Linked DNA regions of Mus musculus: region 1 is linked to region 2. A link is a loop called in an ENCODE intact Hi-C map of the cell type or tissue named here. Cell type or tissue: gastrocnemius. All regions are shown on one strand. Links, peaks and the distances in the headings refer to the core of each region. The heading gives the core; the rest is flanking DNA.

Region 1 (9,831 bases), core at 1-8,000, 320 kb before region 2:
GATGAGCAACTAAGGGGTCATGGAGCAGCCCCTGAGAGGTGTGAGCGTGTTGGGCCTGGGGTGGAAGGGCTGGCCTCCTTGTTCCTCTGAGACATGATCCCACCCACGCTGTGAACAGCCCAGAGACACTGCCGCTATTCCCACCCTCCCCCAGCCCCTGACCAAGTCATCCAATATAGAGGGGAAAGAGAAGCCTTCTTCCCCTCACTTCTCCTCAGGCCTGTCCCGGGAGCATCTGCATGTGCCTGTGACTGTGTCATTGTCCCTGTGCTCACGAAGCCACCAAGTCTAGGTAGCAGATAACTGTGCACTTGTCTGCCTCCGATGCCTCCTCACACCCACCGCTCTGCTGAAGCACGTGATGGACGGTGCTGGTCCAGTGTCCCACCATGCCCCACGCCCAGGAACTGGGCAGCCTGGATGGGGACTGAGCTCCTGTCTCCCCCACAGGCGTCATCATCAAGAGGAGGAGTGGGGAAATCCCCTGCCCTCTGGCCGTGGAGGCCTTTGCGGCTCACCTCAGCTACATCTGCAGATATGACGATAAGTACAGCAAGTGAGTGTGTGGGCGGCTGGGGGGGCATGGGCAGCTGGGGGTGCGTGGGCAGCTGGGGGGTCGTGGGCAGCTGGGGGGGCATGGGCAGCTGGGGGGCGTGGGCAGCTGGGGGGGGCGTGGGTGGATGGTGTACGTGTGAGTGGCATCTGGTGTTTGGGAGACTGATGTGCATTCAGGTGATGTCAGATGTGTGGGCAGCCAGTGGGTGCCTGGGTGGCCAGTGTGCCTGCGAGTGGCATCCGTTGTTTGGGCGGCTGCTGGGTGCATGGGCGGCCGGCCAGTGTGCATGGGGTAACATGACAACACACTATAACACTATCGCAGTGGTGTGTAGGGAGGGTTGTGTTAGCCCAGACATAGTGAAGAACATAAATATGGGGCATGAGGACCCATGAGGTAGTCTCGGGCCCTCGTCCTGCCCACAGGTGGCCTACACACCCATCTCCTCTAGAAATCCCTGCACTCCACTCACATCCCAGGCCTCCAGCCCCACCTGAGGTACCCGCCACTGCTCATACCCCATTGGTGGGCATCTTGGCACATAGTTCAGCCTTTATCTTCTAGGCTTTGTCCATCCAGAGCTGGACTCCCCGGTGGTCTTCATATATGATGTAGCCAAGATGTAGAGGCAGTAAACAGGATAAGAGAATCAAGGCTCTGGGCGTAGTATCCTCAGGGTCAGCCCCAGGGTCCTGAGTCTTCCCTGAGGGAAGACAAATGGCTAACAGGAGCACATTTGAGAAGAGAGAGAGAACACATCACGAGGCCTGGAACTGAGGGATTAAGCATTTAGATGTGGATGGGCTGAGAGAAGGGCCCTGAGAAGGCAGATGCTGGAGGATGGGGCAGGGCCTGTCATAGCCCCGCCCCTGAGCCCCGCCCACAGCTGGTTCCCAGTGCATCACCAGAAGGGAGTTCTTCAGATGCACTGGCCTGACACTCAGCCTCTAGGCTTCTCTCCCCTGAGAGCTATAACCAGCATGCCCATTGTGAGACTTTTCTGAGGAGATGTGGACAAACACCTGCTCTCCTCCACTGGACACTAGTGACATATTAAAGAGTTCCCTCAGTCTTGTGGGTTTTATTCACTTGCTAAGTCCTAATGAGGGGGGCGCGTAAACCTCAGGGAACAGCTACACAGCGCCGTGCCTCCTCCTCTTCCCAGGTATTTCATCTCTCACAAGCCAAACAAGACGTGGCAGCAAGTGTTCTGGTTCGCCATCAGCATCGCCGTCAACAACGCCTACATCCTGTACAAAATGTCAGACGCCTACCACGTGAAGAAGTACAGCCGGGCACAGTTCGGAGAGAGACTTGTCAGGGAGTTGCTGGGCTTGGAGGACTCATCGCCAGCCCACTGAGACTGCTGGCCCAGGGGTGTCAGGGACAAGGAAGGAGCCTGTCACCTGCCTGCTGGCTGGAGGGCTCATGTGTGGTCAGAAGTCTGCTTTCCACATCACCCCCCACAAAGGGTGGCTCCCCAGAGCCTGATACAGGTGACCTCGGAAGGTACCAGCAGTAGGACCAGTGGACCGTGCTCCGCTTTCCAGAGTGTGAAAGATCATGACGGGCTCAAGTTCAGACCAGGCAAGCTTACAAAATGGACCCCTCGGTGCCACCCCACAGCATCCGGGGCATGGGTTCCTAGCACTCTCCCATGAGATCAGCTTAGATGGCTCCCTTGGAAGAAGAGATGCAGTGTGGTGCCATTAAAACTCAGAGCCAGGGGGGGCAGGGGCGGCTGCAGCTTGCTGACTGTAAACAGGGTGCTCCTGTTCTGTCCTCCACGGGACTGCAGCGAGCAGGGCGAGGAGGGGAGAACAATGCCGGGTTTTTGTTTTTTTTTTTTGTTTTGGTTGGTTGTTTTGTTTTGTTTTGTTTTCAATGTATCTTCAGGTTAATTCCCTACTGTTGCTTAAGGTCTACTGTGAACAGATGTGCCCCCCACTCCCCACTCTCTGACACCACATACCTTCACAGCTCCCTGCATGATCACAGTTCTGTTTCTGGCCTGTGGCAGGTTAGGAAGGGCCGCTGGCTTCCAGGACAGATGTAGCTAGCTATGGCTACCAAGGCCTGGGGAGCCTGCAGACTGAATACTCTGTCACCTTGTCACTGTTGGCAGAATTACCTGTCTTGAGAACTCTATAGCATCATGAAAACAAAATCCTTCACCTCCCTCTGTCTGTGAGAATGGGGTCCCCTAGAAAGTCACAGCAGGATTAGGAGGCCCTGGCTGGGGACTGACCCTGTGGGATCTCCCATAGGCCCAGGTCCTTCCCACCAGAGGTTGACATCTCTCCATGGAGCCTGAGCCTCAAGGTGGGCCCACTGTCCCCACAGATGGGATACAAGGATTTTTCCACACCTTGCAGCCCTTCCTCCTGATCTAATGGCACCTAATGTCCCCAGATGCAGACTGTCCTCGGCAGGGGCTTTGGGGCACTTCCTCATCCTTTCAGTGAGCCGAGGCGTGGCTGGCAGCAGAATGCTCTCCACACCTTGTCACATCTGTGTCCACTCTCTCCACAAGCACCCTCGCCTGCGGTGGGACCCGCAATGCCACAGATCACAGGCCCAACTTCAGTTTGTGTTTAAGATAACCTTTGCTGTACCCTTAATGGGATCAAAAGCACTTTCACCACACGGAGAAATATATTTTCAATTTGTGATGCTTTTCTACAAGGCCCACTCTTCCTGAGTTCAGGTGTTTCCAACGCTTAGGGAGCCTAATGAAGGCCAATGACTTTTTCTTTTCTGTCCAAACAAGAAAAATAAAAAATAAAAGTCTATTTAGATGTCGGCTGTTAGTATGTGATTTTGTTTCAAAGAGTTAGAGAGCTGTTCCCCTTGAACTTGCTTTCCCATGGGTGACCAGGAACGTATGAGCTGAACTGTTCTTAGAATCTTGAAACATTGAACAGTTTATAAAAAGAAACCAGTTAGGATTTGATGTGTGAATATATTTTATATACATATATATACATATATATGTATGTATTCATATATATATATATATATGTATATATATATATATATATATATATATATATATATATATATACACACACATATACACACGTGGGTGAATGTTAGTAGCAGTTCTGAGTGTAGTTGTTCAGGCCCCCCCCCATTATTTTTAGTCTTGGTTACCTGAGGTCAACTGTGATCCAAAAAATACTAAATGGAAAATTACAGAAACAAAGAATCCATAAGTTGTAAGTTTTTATTACAGCACATTGCTACAGTTGTTGTATTTTATCGTTAACTTCTTTCTGTGACTAATTAAACTTTATCCCAAGAGTGTACGTAAAGGAAGAAACATAGCGTGTAATTCTAGCACCCACGGAGGGTCTTGGGGTTCAGAAATATATTCCCTGCTGAAGGGTGGATAGGAACTGTTGAGTCTCCCACAGACTGTAGTGTGCACCTGAGACCAGCAGGTGGCGATGTTCTACAGACTGTCGACTGCTGGAGCCTTCCTAGGTTAGAGGTGCTGTTGGTGGCTCTCTTGCCACCTGTTCTGTAAATAGCGGTGTGGGGGTGGGGTGGGGGGGAATGGTAGCTAGGCAGTGGCGGGAGGGGCACTGCAGCCTGTGAGGCATCTGTAAGTTGAAGAGCTTTTCTTTTTTCATGAAGGTCAGAATGGCATGTGGTATGGGTTTAGAAAGCCTTCCAGACCTAGACCTTGCCTCCACAGCATTGGTAAGATGTCAGGACTCACAGCTTCTCTTGGTCTTCAAGCAGACACTGGCTTTTCAGGAATCAGATAACCCCAGTGACCAGGGAGAGAGGCCCTTATGTCAGCTTCCTGTCACCAAGACAAAGGCTGGTCCCCTAGATTGGAGGACAGTGTTTATTTAGTTCACTCTGCACATTGTACTAGCATTGGCTCTTTCTGCTTTGGGTTAAGGCAGAATTTCTTGACAAGAGGACATGGTATAACAAAGATGTTGACGTCATGACAGGCAGGAAAGAGGGGAGGGAGGAAGGATAGAGCCCAGGCCCAGGATCCCTCTTCAAGGGCATACCCTGTTCCACTAGACACCCTTCCTAAAGGTTCTGCCACCTCCCAGGAGTGCCATAGACAGAGGAAAATGTCTTCAAATCTCAGCCTTGGAGAGGACACTGAAGATGCACAAGACCCAAATCCTTCCTGCATACCCCATAAGCCACCACCTCCGCAGGCCTGGAAGAATACATGGGGCCGGTGGCATGTCCGCATCCCACGGTCAGTGAGGCCTCTCTCCATTTAAGCATGTTCTTTGTTAGCAGGCACAGAAGTGAAAGACCCATGTGTTCCAGACCCTCCCATTTCTTCAAGGCACCTGGCTCTCGAGGCTCGAAGCAGCTCAGGCTCTGAGGTTGTAGTGTGAACTCAGCTCAGATTGTAAAAAGTTATGTATTTGCCACTTTCCTTTCCAGGTTCAGTATTTGCCCGACAAGAGCCTCAAACTGGGACATTGTCTTCTATGGTCATTGGGTCATCTTTGAATACTTAGGTGGGTCATCCTAGGCAGAAACTCCTTGGCTGCTAGCCAGGGAGGCCAACCACCAAGATGGAATAATCTGTATGCAGGCGTCCAGATGGACACTACCCCGACCCAAGGCCCGAAGGGTTCAGATCTCTCATCTACAGCCAGGCCATGGGTGGCGGCTTCCCAGAAGCCAGGTTCAGCACCTGACTGTGTGGGTGCAGGAGTGTGTATGCGGCCATTACCACAAGGGCGGGTGGGCAGCACCATGGGCACTTCCTGTGATGCAGGTGGGATAGATCCCACTTCCTCTGGGCTCATTAAGAGTACAGGTCATGTTCTGTTTGTGTGTGGCCTGCCTGCAATGGGTTAACACAAACAGGTAGTTGACAGGCCCTGGGCAAGGCCCTCTCTTCCTACCCAATGTGTACACAAAAGCTAAGTATAAACACACAGGTTAAAAAAACAAAAAACAAAACAAAACGATTAATAAGGCAGAGAAAATTTAGGGTTTTTTGTTTTGTTTTACTGTAAGTTTCCTTCTAATGTTGCAGAGAGAGAGACAGACAGACAGACAGACCGATAGACATCTGGGTCTAGAGAGGTGGCTTAGCAGTTAAGAACATTTGCTGCGGGGCTGGTGAGATGGCTCAGTGGGTAAGAGCACCCGACTGCTCTTCCGAAGGTCCGAAGTTCAAATCCCAGCAACCACATGGTGGCTCACAACCACCTGTAATGAGATCTGATGCCCTCTTCTGGTGTGTCTGAAGACAACTACAGTGTACTTACATATAATAAATAAATAAATCTTTAAAAAAAAATAAATCTTAAAAAAAAAAAAATTTGCTGCTCTTACAGAGGACCCAAATTCAGTTCCCAGCACCCACACTAGGTAGTTCATAAGAACCTATAACTCCAACTCCAGGAATCCTACACGCACATTCTGAACTCTGCAGAAACCTGCACTCAAAAAGTGCATGCACACACACCTGCATATGCACACACACATGCATATGCACACACACCTGCATATGCACACACATGCACATAAATATTTTTAAAGATCACCTGGAGGCTCCTTGAGCTTTGCAATGGATGGATGGATTCAGTTGGATGCATTTTTAGGTATAAGGTAAGGATCTGGGGTTGAGGGCTGTGGCAGGATTTCTACTTGAGGTTATTTTAATTTATATATTTTTTATGGTCATTTTGCTCTGATGCCACAGAGCCAAGCAAAATCTGAATCCGTAGGAGGACACTGTCCACCTAAACAGGCAGGCAAGGTTCTCTGGGATCCTAACAGTCAAACCAGGTTTCCAGTCTTGGCCTCACCTACAACCAGAGCCAATGACCACCAAGGGGTTCCCATATCACCAGGATGGGAGAGCCACACTGAAGCCAAGTGGAAAGGGAAGGGTGACAGATCTGGGGCTGAAACGTGGTCAGCACTGACCCTGGAGGATCAGTATGTTGGCCTCTGGGTTTCTTGATCATCTTTGAAATGGTGTCAGATTTGAGTGGCCCCAGGGCTGGATGGAGTCTGATGCTTGGTTGTTACTGGGAGGCAGCCTTCAGCATTGGGGAAGTATCTAGCATGAAGTCAGAGACTGGGGACAACTTGCCAGAGGCAACTGGCCCTGCAAGTTGCTTTTAAGGAACATTGGCATCCAGTGAGTAGAAGGTGATTTTAAATCCATCTGTAGGCCTGGGCTTGGGTACCCCAAGGAAAAGATATGTCCAGGAAGTCAAGCCCTGGCTCTGGGCTCATAGGAATACCTAGCTCACAAACGGTGACTTAGGCAGCCTATCCTGAGCCATGCTCTCCTTCCTTAAGGGGTGTATGAACTAACACCTTGAACACAGCCTGGACCCGAGAGCACTGTCTTCTGAGCCTTCTCCTTGGGGTGGAGGTTCCTGCCCATTCTTGGGGAGTAGTCACGATGGGACTTCACTTCCCATCTCCTTCTAATCATAGACTGTTCTGGATGCTAGCAGTTCCCATGACCTCTGCCCTGTTGGCCCTTGCACCCTTTGTCCCCACAGGTACCACAGTCACAAGTGCACAGACCCAAAGATGATGTGTGAGCAAAGGAGATTTGAAAGGGAGCCCCTTGCCCAGTGTCAGGGCTCTTGAGTGACTTGGCCAATCACCTGTGATCTAGACACCTGGGGATTTGCATAATACCTTTTCCAAGAGAAATCCTAATTACTAAGTCAACCCAGGGAAGTCCTTCTTGACTGAAGTTCAAATAAATGAGAGGGGTACAGCTGGGCCTTGGTGAACATCCTAGAAGGCCACAGTGAACAGGAACTGTTGCTATTAACAATGGCTCGTGAAGAGGATGATTTCATTTTCCAGGGTTCTGGTTTTATATTTTATTGCAAGAGAACAAAAGTATTTTGAGGACTGGAGAGATGGTGTCTTAGTTAGGGTTTTACTGCTATGAACAGACATCATGACCAACGCAACTCTTATAAGAACATTTAATTGGGACTGGCTTACAGGACCAGAGGTTCAGTCCATTATCATCAAGGTGGGAGCATGGCAGTGTCCAGGCAGGCATGTGGAGGAGGAGCTAAGAGTTCTACATCTTCATCTGAAGGCTGCTAGGAGAAGACTGGTTTCCAGGCAGCTAGGATGAGGGTCTTAAAGCCCACACCCAGTGACACACCTACTCCAGCAAGGCCACACCTCCTAACAGTGCCACTCCCTGGGCCAAGTATATACAAACTATCACAGATGGCTTCATGGTTAAGAGCAGTTGTTGCTCTTGTATAGGATCTGGCCCTAGTACCTAGCACCCATAAGGTGGCTCACAACCAATCATTTGTAACTCGAGATCCAATAAATCCAATAATCTGCATTAAACCTCTGCTGGCATCAGGCATACATGCTGGGAAATATACATGCATGCAGGGTGCAGATACATACACACACACACACACATACATACATACATACATATACACATAGCCACATACATACATACACACATAGACACATACATAAATACATACATACACACATAGGCACATACATACATACACACATAGACACATACATACATACATACATACACACATATATACATACACACATAGACACATACAAACATACATACATACATACATACATACAGGGAAATAACTCATGCCTCTTGCTCATAAACTAAAAATGATTCTGAGCAGCACATCTTTCATAAAATAGGACATTAAAATATTTATTTTAATAATTTTCAGTGTGCATGTGTGTGTGTGTATGCATGCACGCACACTTGTTTTTCTATTGTGTGCCAAAACACAGAGGGGCCAGAAGAAGACAACGGATCCCCTGGTGCTAGAATTACAAGTAGTTTTGAGCAACTCACTGTGGGTGCTGGGAACTGAACACTGGTCCTCTGCAAGAGCTGTGAGGGTTCTTAACTTCTGAGCCATTTCTCGAGCTCCACCTTTAAAATATTTTTGCAATACATTATAACAATGCTTGTAGGTTTCCTGCTGGCCAAAGATGTTTCTAAACCTTTTTTTTTTTTTTTTTTTTTTTAATTTCAGTGATTTTTAAGCTCCCAGTAAGTGCAGAGTTTACCTTCACCGCTCTCTGTATATGCTGATGATAACTTTTAAACAAACGGTGACTGTCTCCAGCTCCCGTTCTTGATCTCTTCCCTCTCCGGTCCTGTCCGCATCTCTGCAGCACCTTCTTTCTATCTCCACCTTTGCTCTCCTTCCCCGGGATTCCTCTGGTTGAAGGAGAGTTAGAGGGACATACGTAGACAAGAAAAGGAAAATGAGGCTCTCTGAGAGGGCGGCTTCTTGTTCCCAGAAGTCATTGCGAGAAGGCGTGGGGGGTGGGTATCTAAACAGGACCAATAGGGGCGAGAGGAAGACTTGGGGATTTATAAAATACCCAGGCCGGAGCGGACTCCCACGGGGTTTCTCCAGCCCGAAGGAGCGAAGCCGTTACTTTTCTTTTTTCCATGGTGTCTCCTGGATGTTCAGTTCTTTGTCCAGCCCAGAGAAGGAGTTCAGTGACCCCCTAGATGACTCCCAGCACCCCCATCACATTTCCTGGCTTCTCCTGTTCAGTTTGGAGACGCCTACTTAAGGGTGTACATCTGACTACAAATCGAAGACTTGTAGAATGCCGTGATAATCTGGTAAGGGCTCCTTCTGAGCAAGGGGACACCCCAACAACTAGCATGGTCGAACCCCGTCAGCCCCACCGCCATTGCGAACAAGGAGAATCAGGGAGCGGGCTTCAGTCGGTCACTGACTTCCTACGGCTGGGTGGAGGTGGCTGGCAGGAGATGTTTCCTAAGGGAACGAGAGCAGGAGCTCCTGCCAGAACTCCTGGGTCAAGAGATCTTGCGAAGTGGATCTCAAGGAACTAATTGTCTTCCCGGGGAGGAAGAGAGCTCTTCCCACTTGCTATACCTGAGAAAGGGCCGTGGGAAGGTCACCACAGGCCTCTCTCTGCTCAATTGCTCTCAGCCGGCATTGGGCTCTTGGGCCCTTGAGCTGTAAATAGCGAAGAGTAGGCAACTGGGGCCCGCAGGAGGCAAGGAAGACTTGCTCCATTTCCTCTTGAGCAAAACTCAAAGTAGTCATGAAGTTTTCTGATGTAGAGGGAAGAAAGCCTGCTTTGAGGTCAGGGTGGGGAGAGCCTGAAATTCAAATGAAGGAGGGTACGACTGAGCAAGAGGGCAGAGGCTGTCTGCGTAGGAAAGCTTTGTTGCAGGTTGGTACCTCTGAGGGGCCTTAGCTGTTTCTCCAGAGCCCACATGGATACTTTTGGGTATC
Region 2 (10,159 bases), core at 1,056-9,055:
GGCGATTGGCAGAGCAATGCATGCCTGCTGAAGTCCCTGTCCCACAGAGTGAAAGGATGGTCCTGGAAGAGTGAGCGGAAATGGATGTCAGTAAGGGTTAGGGGACCCAGGTGTCAGCAGCTGGCCCAGGTGTCAGCAGCTGACTCCAGACTTCAGCCCTGGGATGTGCTTTACCCTGCAGCATGGCAGAGAGCCCACACTTCCTTAGAAACCTGGGCGCAGGGGAAGCCTGCACAGCAGCAAGCTGACTCTCCGTGCTGGCCTCACTTCCCATGCACCTGGGCACAGCAGGTGCAGATGGTTTGAGGCCACCAGGTAGTTGAGCCGTCCCACACCTGCATCCTGCCTCTCTCAGACAGAAGCAAAGGCTGAAAGTTCCGGTTATGCTCCAGCTCAGAATACTCACCTGTCAGATCCACATGGCCCCACCTAACAGCCAGGAGAGGGAGGGGTTTCCAAAATGTTTGGGGCACTGTATAGTCCATGGCTGTCCTAGAAGGTGCAGCCCTCAAGCCCAGAACTCAGGATATGTCCTCTGGTCTTCGCCATCCTCAAGATGGCCTTGTCTGTGCAGAAGGCAAAGTTTCCTCATAGCCTGAAAACATACTGGGCTAAGGCCACGAGGGTGGCAGGCACAGTTATTGTACAGCTGTGTCTTTATGTAGGGAGTGCTGCGGAAGTCACTAAGAAACATAGAAACCGTGAGGGCCAATGAGCACAGCCGTTCTGAGTCACATTTCCTTACCAGTATTTCTGACATCTGCTTGCCAAGGAAGGGGAAAATGGACAGAGCCCTTGCCAGTTCAGCACAATGAAAACAAAATTAAACTTTACCAGAAACCGCCAAATCAGAACTACATTGAAAATACAAAAGGTGTACAGCACCCTTGATTGTAGTTGATAATCTCATGTTCCATGGAAATGAGAGGGATAGCTATTCTCAGTAAATGTGCAATTTGGATGGGGGAAAGCCAGAACTGGCACAAACCCCATTTCTACCAGTTGATTTTCAGGTGTTTCTAAAGTAAGATAGAGCAACAGTGATTTGAGAGCTACGAGAACACAAGCCATTTGGAAAAAGATGGCACATAAAGAGCAAACACCTGCCACTGGCAGCAGCCTCTCAGACGCAGCGGGGACTGAGATGCCACATCAGGAGCCTGAAAGGCTTTCCTCTGCCATGCCAAGGCACAGCTCTCATTGCCTAGAGGTAGGGACAGAACTCGGGTGTAGTGGTTTGAATGAGAATGGCTCCCAGAGGCTCAAGTCTGAATTCTTGGTCCCCACTTGGTGCACTGTTTAGGAAGTATAGCCTTGATGGAGGAGGTGTGCTAGGCTCAGTCTTCTTCTGCCTGCTGATCAGGATATAAGCTCCTAGCTACTGTCCCAGTGCCATGCCTGCCCACCTGCCACACTCCCTGCCATGATGATCATGGACTAACCCTCTGAAACTTTCAGCAAGCCCTCAACTAAATGCTTTCTTTCATAAGTCGCCTTGGTCATTGTATCTCTTCACAGCAACAGAACAGTAACCGAGGCACCAGGTATGTGACACAGGAAGGAAGACCACAAGGGCACTGGTTAGAGCAGCACACTTTCTGGGACCTCGTCACTGTTCCACTATTAACTTCTGACTTTGGAGAAGAACCTCAGGGTCCACAGACACCCACAGAACCCAGCCCCCAATCGAGGCAAGAGCCCTGTGCCTCACTTCTGCTCATGGGATAAGATGGAACAAGTCCAGCCACCTGCAGTGAAGGCCACATCTCTGAACAGCACTATCCCACTCTGCAACCAAAACTTGGACATATTTATACATGGACTTTATCTGGTAATAACCTTAAGCTACCTGCATGGTGCTCTCAGACCACGTGACACCCTTTACTTCCTGGTTCTTGCTTGTCTTTCAACAGTGATGGCTCTCGGGGTTTGTCTTATGGCTTTTGGTTTAGTGATGGTTGGTGGAGAGAAAGGGGGCTGATTGCTTCTCTTCTGGAATCCAGTCTGGTTTCAGAACGATTGCTGGTTATACATATCCCAGTCTGAAACAACTGTATGTACCAATTTTTTTCTTTCTTTCGTGACATGGTATTTGAAGTTTCGAAGAATGTTCCAAGTTCTGATTTTATCTGATTAGTTCTTTCTGATGTCCCGTGTTCTATTCCTCCATTTGTCACATTCTTGTGTAATGTTTAGGGCAGCATTTACTAAAACACGAGAGGGTCCGGGGCTGAGGCTGAGGTTCAAGGTCATCCTCAGCTACAAGCCAGCTTGAGTTCTCACCTACCTTCACTCTCTTGATGCCTGGCAGCTTAGCACATGTTCTTGGTACTGTCTGGATCTTACTAAGCTCCACAGCTGCTCCTTCTCCTGCCACTGTCCCAAGACAACACTGATTCCAAAGCCATATTAAACTGTATGAGGCAACACAAGAGTCAGGGGCCATCTTGGGTAGGGAGGACGGGTAGGACGGCCGAGGCGGCAGTGGCCAGACTACAGTTCTCCCAGGTAGACTCTGCTTTGGTTTAGGATTCTTTTGTTTGCTTGAGTTTTGTTGCTGTTTGGGGAACAGGATAGCGTCTTGCTGAGCAGACTGGGCAGCCCTGGAACTGCACATCTTCCGGCCTGTCTCTCAATGCTGGGATGGCAGGTGGGCTCTACCATGCCCAGAGTCATTTTGCTTTTAAGAGGGAAAGAGCCCCTACAGATACAAATGGTCACTGGCATGGAGGACCAGGGGCAAGAAGAGGAGGCTAGACTAAGAAAGAGTAAGACAATACTGTGGAGGATATATCACGGAGGACCTGCATGCCATAAGGCTGTCAGCTCAAGATATGACAGTTGGTTCAAGGGGCAGAAACCCAAAGCTTGAGAGGAACTTGCCCAAAGGTGGCTAGTGACCTAATGGAGTGGAAGAGAAGCCTTAGGGGTGAGGAGAGGAGAAAGTTTGTGCTTCAGGGACCTTAGAAACAAGCAGAAACGCAGGGAGGTCCTATATGAGGAGGCCAGAGAGGAAAACTGAGTTCCCTCTACAAGGCTGGGGCCCTGAGATCGTGCACACAGCAGAGTGGGCACTTCCATCCAGGGTTCTCAGTGAAAACAAGAGAACTGACGGAATGCGGGAAGGACAATCAGCTGGGCAGGCTGGCTTAGAACCACAGAACTCGGTGTCTGGAAATAGAAGGGAAAGTGAGATGAGAAACGGGCCAGGGCTAGACTAAGGGACACGGCTAACTGCAGGCCACGGCAAACTGCCTGGGGAGTCAGAGAAGCAAAGCCCCAGATGGAATGGGCGCCCTATGACACCACACACTCACTCAGTCTTGAAAATGGTCACCTCCTCCATGAGGACATGAAGGCAGAGCAGGTACACGCTGCAATGCCAGGTCAGCTTTCTCACCTGTGTGCTCCATGCCCTCAAGGTGCTCCAAGCCAGGGGTCCTTGCTAGGACCTTGTCCTCCCATGGCTTTACAGCTGAGAGCTTTTTACCCCAGACACCCATGCTTTCACATCCAGAGAGACTAGGGGGTGGAGTGAGGAACAGCCCCTGGGTCCTCCTTTAAACCTTTCCTCATTCTTACCAGCTGTATTCACTACAGAGCATTTTACACTTCTTGCCTTCTCTTAGCATTTATGCTACAATCAACCGTAACTTCACCATAAAACCATAAACTAAAAGCTATGCTGCCTCGTGGGTGACTCTTCCTCAGATGAGCGGCTTTTCCCGAGACAGCTGGACCAGTGCAGAGGAAAGCGGGATTTGGAGAAAATCCATCACGGAAGCTCACCACTACCCACAAACAACTGATCTGGCCCCTGGAGGGAGAGAATGAAAGGACATTAGGGGACTCGGATCTCAATAAAGTAACAACAGAAGGTGCTGGACTGGGGGTGCTAATGAGGGCCAGAGGACATGGCAGTAAGGAACACATGAGAAACTGAGGGAGGAAGGGTGAGCCAAAAGATAACTGGGAGCATGTGAAGTGGAGGGACCTCAAATACAAGGTCTCCATTAGTGCTTGATGGCAATCTTGGGATTCAGGTCCAGGGTGTCATCAGGGTCCCAGGATAGACCCCGAGGTAAACAGCATGCCCATAGGAAACAAAAAAGGAGGCTGGGGATGGGTGAAATCACTGGCAGGGAGCTGAGGCCTGACGTTAGAAGTTAGAAGAGTGGAGATGGCAGATCCTAGAATGATGGGAATTAACGTTTAAACTACACAGTGCCTACCACATATCTGTACGGGAAGGGAAGGTGAAATATAAAACAGAGGATTAGCATTCAGAAGATGCTCAAGAGAATGGAGGATTACGAAGTGATAAAGCTGCCTCTGGACAGGGGCTTTTTAAAACAAAAGTGGGAGCGGCGAGCTGGGCACTCCTGGTGCAAGCCTGGCATCTCAGCAGCTGAGGAAGGAGGATCAGGAGTTCAAGGTCAGCACTGGCTCCGCAGCAAATCAAAGTCAGCTCTAGCTGCATGAGATTCTGCCTCAAATAAAGAGAGTGAGCTCAGAGGGTACAAGCACACCAGAAATAAATCAGAGTAATCCCTGAGGCCTGCCTCGAAAGCGCCCCTGAGAACGTGAACGGGAAAGGACAGGGTCTGTGAGGAACTGAGGAGAGAAAGCTGCAGAGGACAGGCCCTAGAGATCATTTACTGTGGCGCACGAGGAGTAGCTGAGAGCAGCAAATGACTATGTCCCCTTTGGTGTCCCCCTCTCCATTCTTGACGGCCCCAGCAGTGCCTTCAAAGAAAGAGCAGGGATCCCCATGTGGAGCCTTTCAGCCCCAGATCCCCTCACACCTAACGCCCACCACATGTCCACAACAGGACAAGTGATTTCCACCAGTTCTTGTATGTCAACGACCTGCACTCTGTGGGTCAGCTCCTGCCACACAGGCAGGTTTCCCCTCCCAGCCTTGCTTTTGTCACTCATTATCAATGGCTGTGCTAGAAAGTAAACATTGCCCCAGAACTGAATCCTCACACCTCGCTTTTGCAGGGATAGTGTGTGCTTGTTGAATGGCTTGGGGTTTGAGCTAAAGCATGTCTACAGAGTTACTACCCCAGCATCAGTCCCTCTGCCTCGGTCTCTGTGTTGTGACTCTCTGGCAGACCACCCTAGTTTGAGTCTCTCCACAGGTGTCACTGGTAGATGCTCTTCTGCCCTCTGAATCAGCAAAGCACATCAAAGCACATGCAGGGAAAGGTTTAGGGTCAGCCAAGTGGCTGAGGCACGAATAACCACTTCTAGAATGGAAGCCTGTCTGGGCTGCCCTTCCGGCACAGCACAGTTGAGGAGGCTCAAGACCTCAATCCCCTCAATCTAAGGGCAAGTTCTCTGGCCACAGAGGTCCTTGAGCAGCACCACAGCACCACCATCAGGACACCTGAGGAACTGCTGTGCCTACAACTGATTAACCAGGAGCAGATCATCGCTTGGCTTGTCCTGTGTCATCTGATGAACCTGCAACAGAATACAAATCAGACACTGCTCTATCAGGTTGTGGGGCAGAGCAGGCCAGAGATTATAGCCTCAGTTCCATCGTCAATAACAGGAGGCCTTGAAAGACTGATAATGCTCCCTGCACATCTCCGCATCCCCTGAAGCAACTTAAGTAAAATGAAATCTGTCAGTACATAGCAAGAAGCAAAAGGGTACTTTCCCACTAAAAGCCAGTTCTAGCTGCCCAGTTCTGAAGGCCTAAGCAAGGGAAAAAGAGACAAGCTAGTCACGCAAAGCTGTTTCCTTCTGAATTAGCCAGAGCAAGGAATAAAATCAGGTTTAAGGTATAAAACACACTTTTCCTATCTAAAATATCTAGTTCACATCTGTTCCACCTAGAGTAACTCGAAAAGGTAGTTTTGAAAACTAAATGTGTGATATGGTGAGGTCCGGTATATTGTGGGGCTCCCTGTTAAGCCAGTACTAGGGATACTGTACAGGAGCATCGTGTAAATTCAAGGCCAGTGTACACTTCACAAGGGAGAGCAAGACAATCCTGGACTACATCAGACGTTAACAAAAACAAAATTTTTTATGGGAGAGAAATTTCTTATGGGTTATCCTTAAAATCATTTTCAAAAGTCTACATTCTGACTGAATGAAACGAGGGTATGAGAAGACTTTACGAAATGAATTCTACAGTCAGTGAGAAAGAATAGTCTAAATAAGAAACAAACTATTATGTAAACAAATTTTACAGAATAAACTTAAATAGGTGATGTAAAAAATACACTTTGAGCAATTAAACAAATTAAAAAGAAAATGATATGGCTCCCTTATCAAAGAATCAATAAAAATTAATGTTGTGGGACTGTAGAGATAGCTCAGCAGTTAAAAGTACTAGCTATTCATCCATAAGATCTGGGTTCTGCTCATAGCCCTTACACGGCTGCTTATAGCCATCTGTCACTCCAGTTCTAGAGGCTCCAGTGTCCTCTTCTGGCCTCCTTGGGGACCAGTCATATACAAGGTATACACACATATATACAGGCAAAACACTTCATAAAGTAGAAAAAAGTAAATCTTTTTCAAATATCCTATAACACTATTAAAAACAGAAACAAAAAACTCTTAAATATTGTTGTGAATGTAGCTCCACTGCCTGTCATGTAGAGCCCGTGTTCAAACTCAGGACCATATGAATCAAGTGTGGTGGTGCATGACTGTTAGTATCTCTGAACTCAGGAAGTAGAAGAAAGTCTCAGGTCGTCCTCAACAACACTGCAAGTTCAAGGCCAGCCTGAGCTACAAGAGATTTTGTCTCAAAATAATGATGGTGATGGTGGAGCCTGATTTGAGACCAATAAACTAATCTAACCTTTCTCAGAGTATTTGACCAAGAGGGGAGCACTGTTAAGTATTAGAGCACCACTGACTTTATTGTAAGCACCTCTTCAGTGTTTACGTTTCCTTTAAACAAGCTAAGATGCTGGAACCAGAGTGCTTTGATTCCCTGACAGCTATTAGACCCTTTCCTAGTACCCAGCTGGCTTGAGAACCAAGCAGCCAACCTAATCCTGTTTATGGCAGTCACCTACCTCATCGACTACTCCTTGAGGTAGCTCCACTGCAATCACACCTGCTTGTTGCACACGACTCTGGCTCCAGAAGGAACTATGTTTGTTACATCAAACGCTGCAATGAACTTTTCCAGTGAGGTTGGGTGAGGTTTAGCAGTTAGGTCAGTTGGTGAGCACCTCTCCTAGTAGCCAGAGAAGGCCTGTGACTGGTACAAATATACCTGCCACAACTTTTTCTGGCTAAACAAACAGGGCAGGCTATTCAGGTGACTTTGAGTCATCCCCAAACACCCTTCTGTGTTGCACCCTAGTGTTACAACAATGAACATGAGGTCCAACGGAGGGCCCCTTGTAAGCAGGCTCTGGTGGTGTTCTCTGAGACAAGATCTCATGTAGTCCACGCTGGCCTCAAACCCACTGAGAACGAATGACCTTGAACTCCTGATCCTTCTGCTTCTACTTCCCAAGTACTGGGACTGCGGGCATGTACCAACATACCTAGCTCAAGCAATCTCTTTTTGCTGGCTTTTGGTATTGTTAGTAAAAGAACAGGCTGAGCTGGTAACGTAGGAGATGCAAGCAGAGGCAGGGCAGCAGTGATGGCAAAGACGGTCACAATAACAGAAGCAACAGCAACAATGAAGGGTAGCTAAAGCCTCCTAGAAAGTAAAGAGTGCAGAGATGACAAAGTCAGCACAGAGCTGAAAAGGAAGAACTGCAGGCCCTACACACCGACTGTTTCAAAAAGCTTCCAAGGCTTAAACACCAAGAGTCTTAAGGTCCAAGAACCATAGTTAAGGCCAAGCACCTTAGACATACTAGGTCTGAGAGCTCCAATACTGGTTACTGTGAGAGCCAAGGCTAACAAGTGTTGGATATCACTACTTCCTAATGCTATTGCTCATGGCTATTGGATGTGAAGGATTGTAACAGCTGTCAAGTGCTTAAAGCACACCACAGAGTTAAGCCTTCAACTTCAATACCAATATCCAGAATTCTAAGAGTTATAAAACCTAGAGTCTCCAGCTCTCTAGGGTTGAAGCCATAAACTTCTGGGTCTAGTTCCATGGGGCACTCAAGGGCTGGTGACTGCCAGCACCAGAATTGCCTACTGTACTAGCTGGTTTTGTTTGTCAACTTAACACAGGCTGGAGTTATCACAGGAAATGCCTCCATGAGATCCAGCTGTAAGGCATTTTCTCAATCAGTGATCAAGGGGGGAGGGCCCCTTATCCTTGGGCTGGCAGTCTTGGATTCTATAAGAAAGCAAGCTGAGCAAGCCAGGGGAAGCAAGCCACTAAGTAACATCCCTCCATGGCCTCTGCATCAGCTCCTGCTTCCTAACCTGCTTGAGTTGCAGTCCTGACTTCCTTTGGTGATGAACAGCAATGTCGAAGTGTAAGCTGAATAAACCCATTCCTCCCCAACTTGCTTCTTGGTCAGGGTGTTTGTACAGGAATAGAAACCCTGACTAAGACACCTACCCACGATTCCTATCTGTAATAAAACAAGTCAGATGGTGACAGATTCACTTGGAGAAAATCAATGTGTATACTTTTGAGAGGGTAAGTTGGCAACATGCACAAGTCTGTTAAAACTGATATGGCTTTCAAGTCAGGGTAACTGGCAGTACTTACCTATTACCCAAAATGTTAGGAGACTGAGGCAGAAGGACTGAGCTCAAGGTCAGCCTGGGCTGTAGAATAAGATCCTGTCTCAAAATACAAGACAGTACTCTAAAATAAATAAACAGCTCAAGAGAATGTGTCTTAGTAGCCAGACAGTGGTGGCGCACGCCTTTAATCCCATCACTTGAGAGGCAGAGGCAGGCGGATTTCTGAGTTTGAGGCCAGCCTGGTCTACAGAGTGAGTTCCAGGACAGCCAGGGTTACACAGAGAAACCCTGTCTCGAAAACAACAACAACAACAACAAAAAAAAAAAAACAAAAAAACAAAAAAACAAAAAAAAAAAAAAGAAAGAAAGAAAAAAGAAGAATGTGTCTTAGAAAATAATCTAGCCATAGGCAATATTTATAAAAGGAAAAGTATGTAAGATTCCTTTATCTGACAATGAGGGGAACTTATTTGATGAAGCAACTATGTCTACCCAGCAGAATACTATGTGACATTAAAAAATACCAAATTTTTTTATTAACTCTTAAGATAATGACAGCCATTACAAAAGAAAACATTAAGAAACCTTAAAACACATTTTTGATCAATTTACTATATATATATATATATATATGCACATATGTATCTATATATATACAGCAAAGACTCTAAAACAAGACATTTCCAAGCGATAATAAAGGCTTAATAATCAAGACCACTATGATATATTGCTTAGGTCGTAAGAACTGTTAACGTTATTTTTGAACTGAGTAGGAAAAGATTTGTAATCAGCTTCTCAAACTGAAGTGGGAACAAGCAGGAGTCCTGTCTCCTGTGCTAGAGGACTTCCCTACCAGACAAGTGCACACCACCCTGCTGGGCCCTGGCTGTTCCCCAGCACCACTAGAATTCCCAACAGGACGGCACAGTGTAGCAGCTGGAAAGTGTCTCTGTGCAACTTGATTTAACTTAAAGAGCAGAATTACTCACACAGGATTCAATTATAGACCCAATTCTACGCAGTTCACAGCCAGAAGAGAGGAAAGAAAGGACCACATTAGGTACAGTCATAATGGTCAGGAATTTTCCATTAAATTCATCTCAGAACCCATTTCCAAGTTTATTTGTTTGTTTGTTTTCGATACAAGGTTTCTGTGTGTGGCTTTGCTGGCCTCAAACTCACAGAGATCCACCTCCCTCTGCCTCCTGAATGCTGGGATTAAAGATGTGCACCACCAAGCCCAGTCCCGATTTCCAGGTCTCTTATACCACACTTAGTTTTCAAAGGTGCACTGAGGCATGCAGGTGTGGCTGAGCCGCAGAAGTGTGCAATTAGTGTGTGTGAGGGCCTGGTTCAATCTTTATCCTGCTGGAGGGGTGGGATATCAAAGAACATTTAGCATTTAAAAAAAAAAGCTATAAAAATATATAATCCCCAAGGTGGGCAAGGTGATACATTTAGACTCGGCATACAGAAAGCAGAGGGATCTCTGTGAGTTCAAAGCCAGCCTGGTGTT

What was found. A loop is a pair of places that touch in the nucleus more often than their neighbours do. Peaks named below come from ENCODE experiments on the same cell type or tissue, not always from the same donor. Only the 100,000 strongest peaks of a DNase experiment are listed, where the experiment ranks them.
Region 1: it touches region 2 in a loop (3-fold over the local background); 15 of 42 quality-filtered maps call a loop at or near these places.

Annotation. Positions count from the first base shown.
Region 1 is chr8:124,362,577-124,372,407 of GRCm38, reverse strand. Pgbd5 (piggyBac transposable element derived 5) reads left to right here. Exons shown (of 7, transcript NM_171824.2): 6 at 451-556; 7 at 1,722-3,359. The coding sequence ends at 1,917. Among named protein-coding and RNA genes, the nearest start is that of Pgbd5, 66 kb to the left of the region's middle. In gastrocnemius, for the core only: a CTCF peak has its summit at 3,981 (motif pointing right); a DNase peak (open chromatin) is centred at 3,996.
Region 2 is chr8:124,047,498-124,057,656 of GRCm38, reverse strand. Gm29897 (a long non-coding RNA gene) reads right to left here and starts at 8,195. Exons shown (of 4, transcript XR_388188.3): 1 at 7,047-8,195. Urb2 (URB2 ribosome biogenesis 2 homolog (S. cerevisiae)) reads right to left here. Exons shown (of 10, transcript NM_001368414.1): 10 at 9,152-10,159. In gastrocnemius, for the core only: no CTCF peak of the experiment used is centred there; DNase peaks (open chromatin) are centred at 1,135 and 5,374.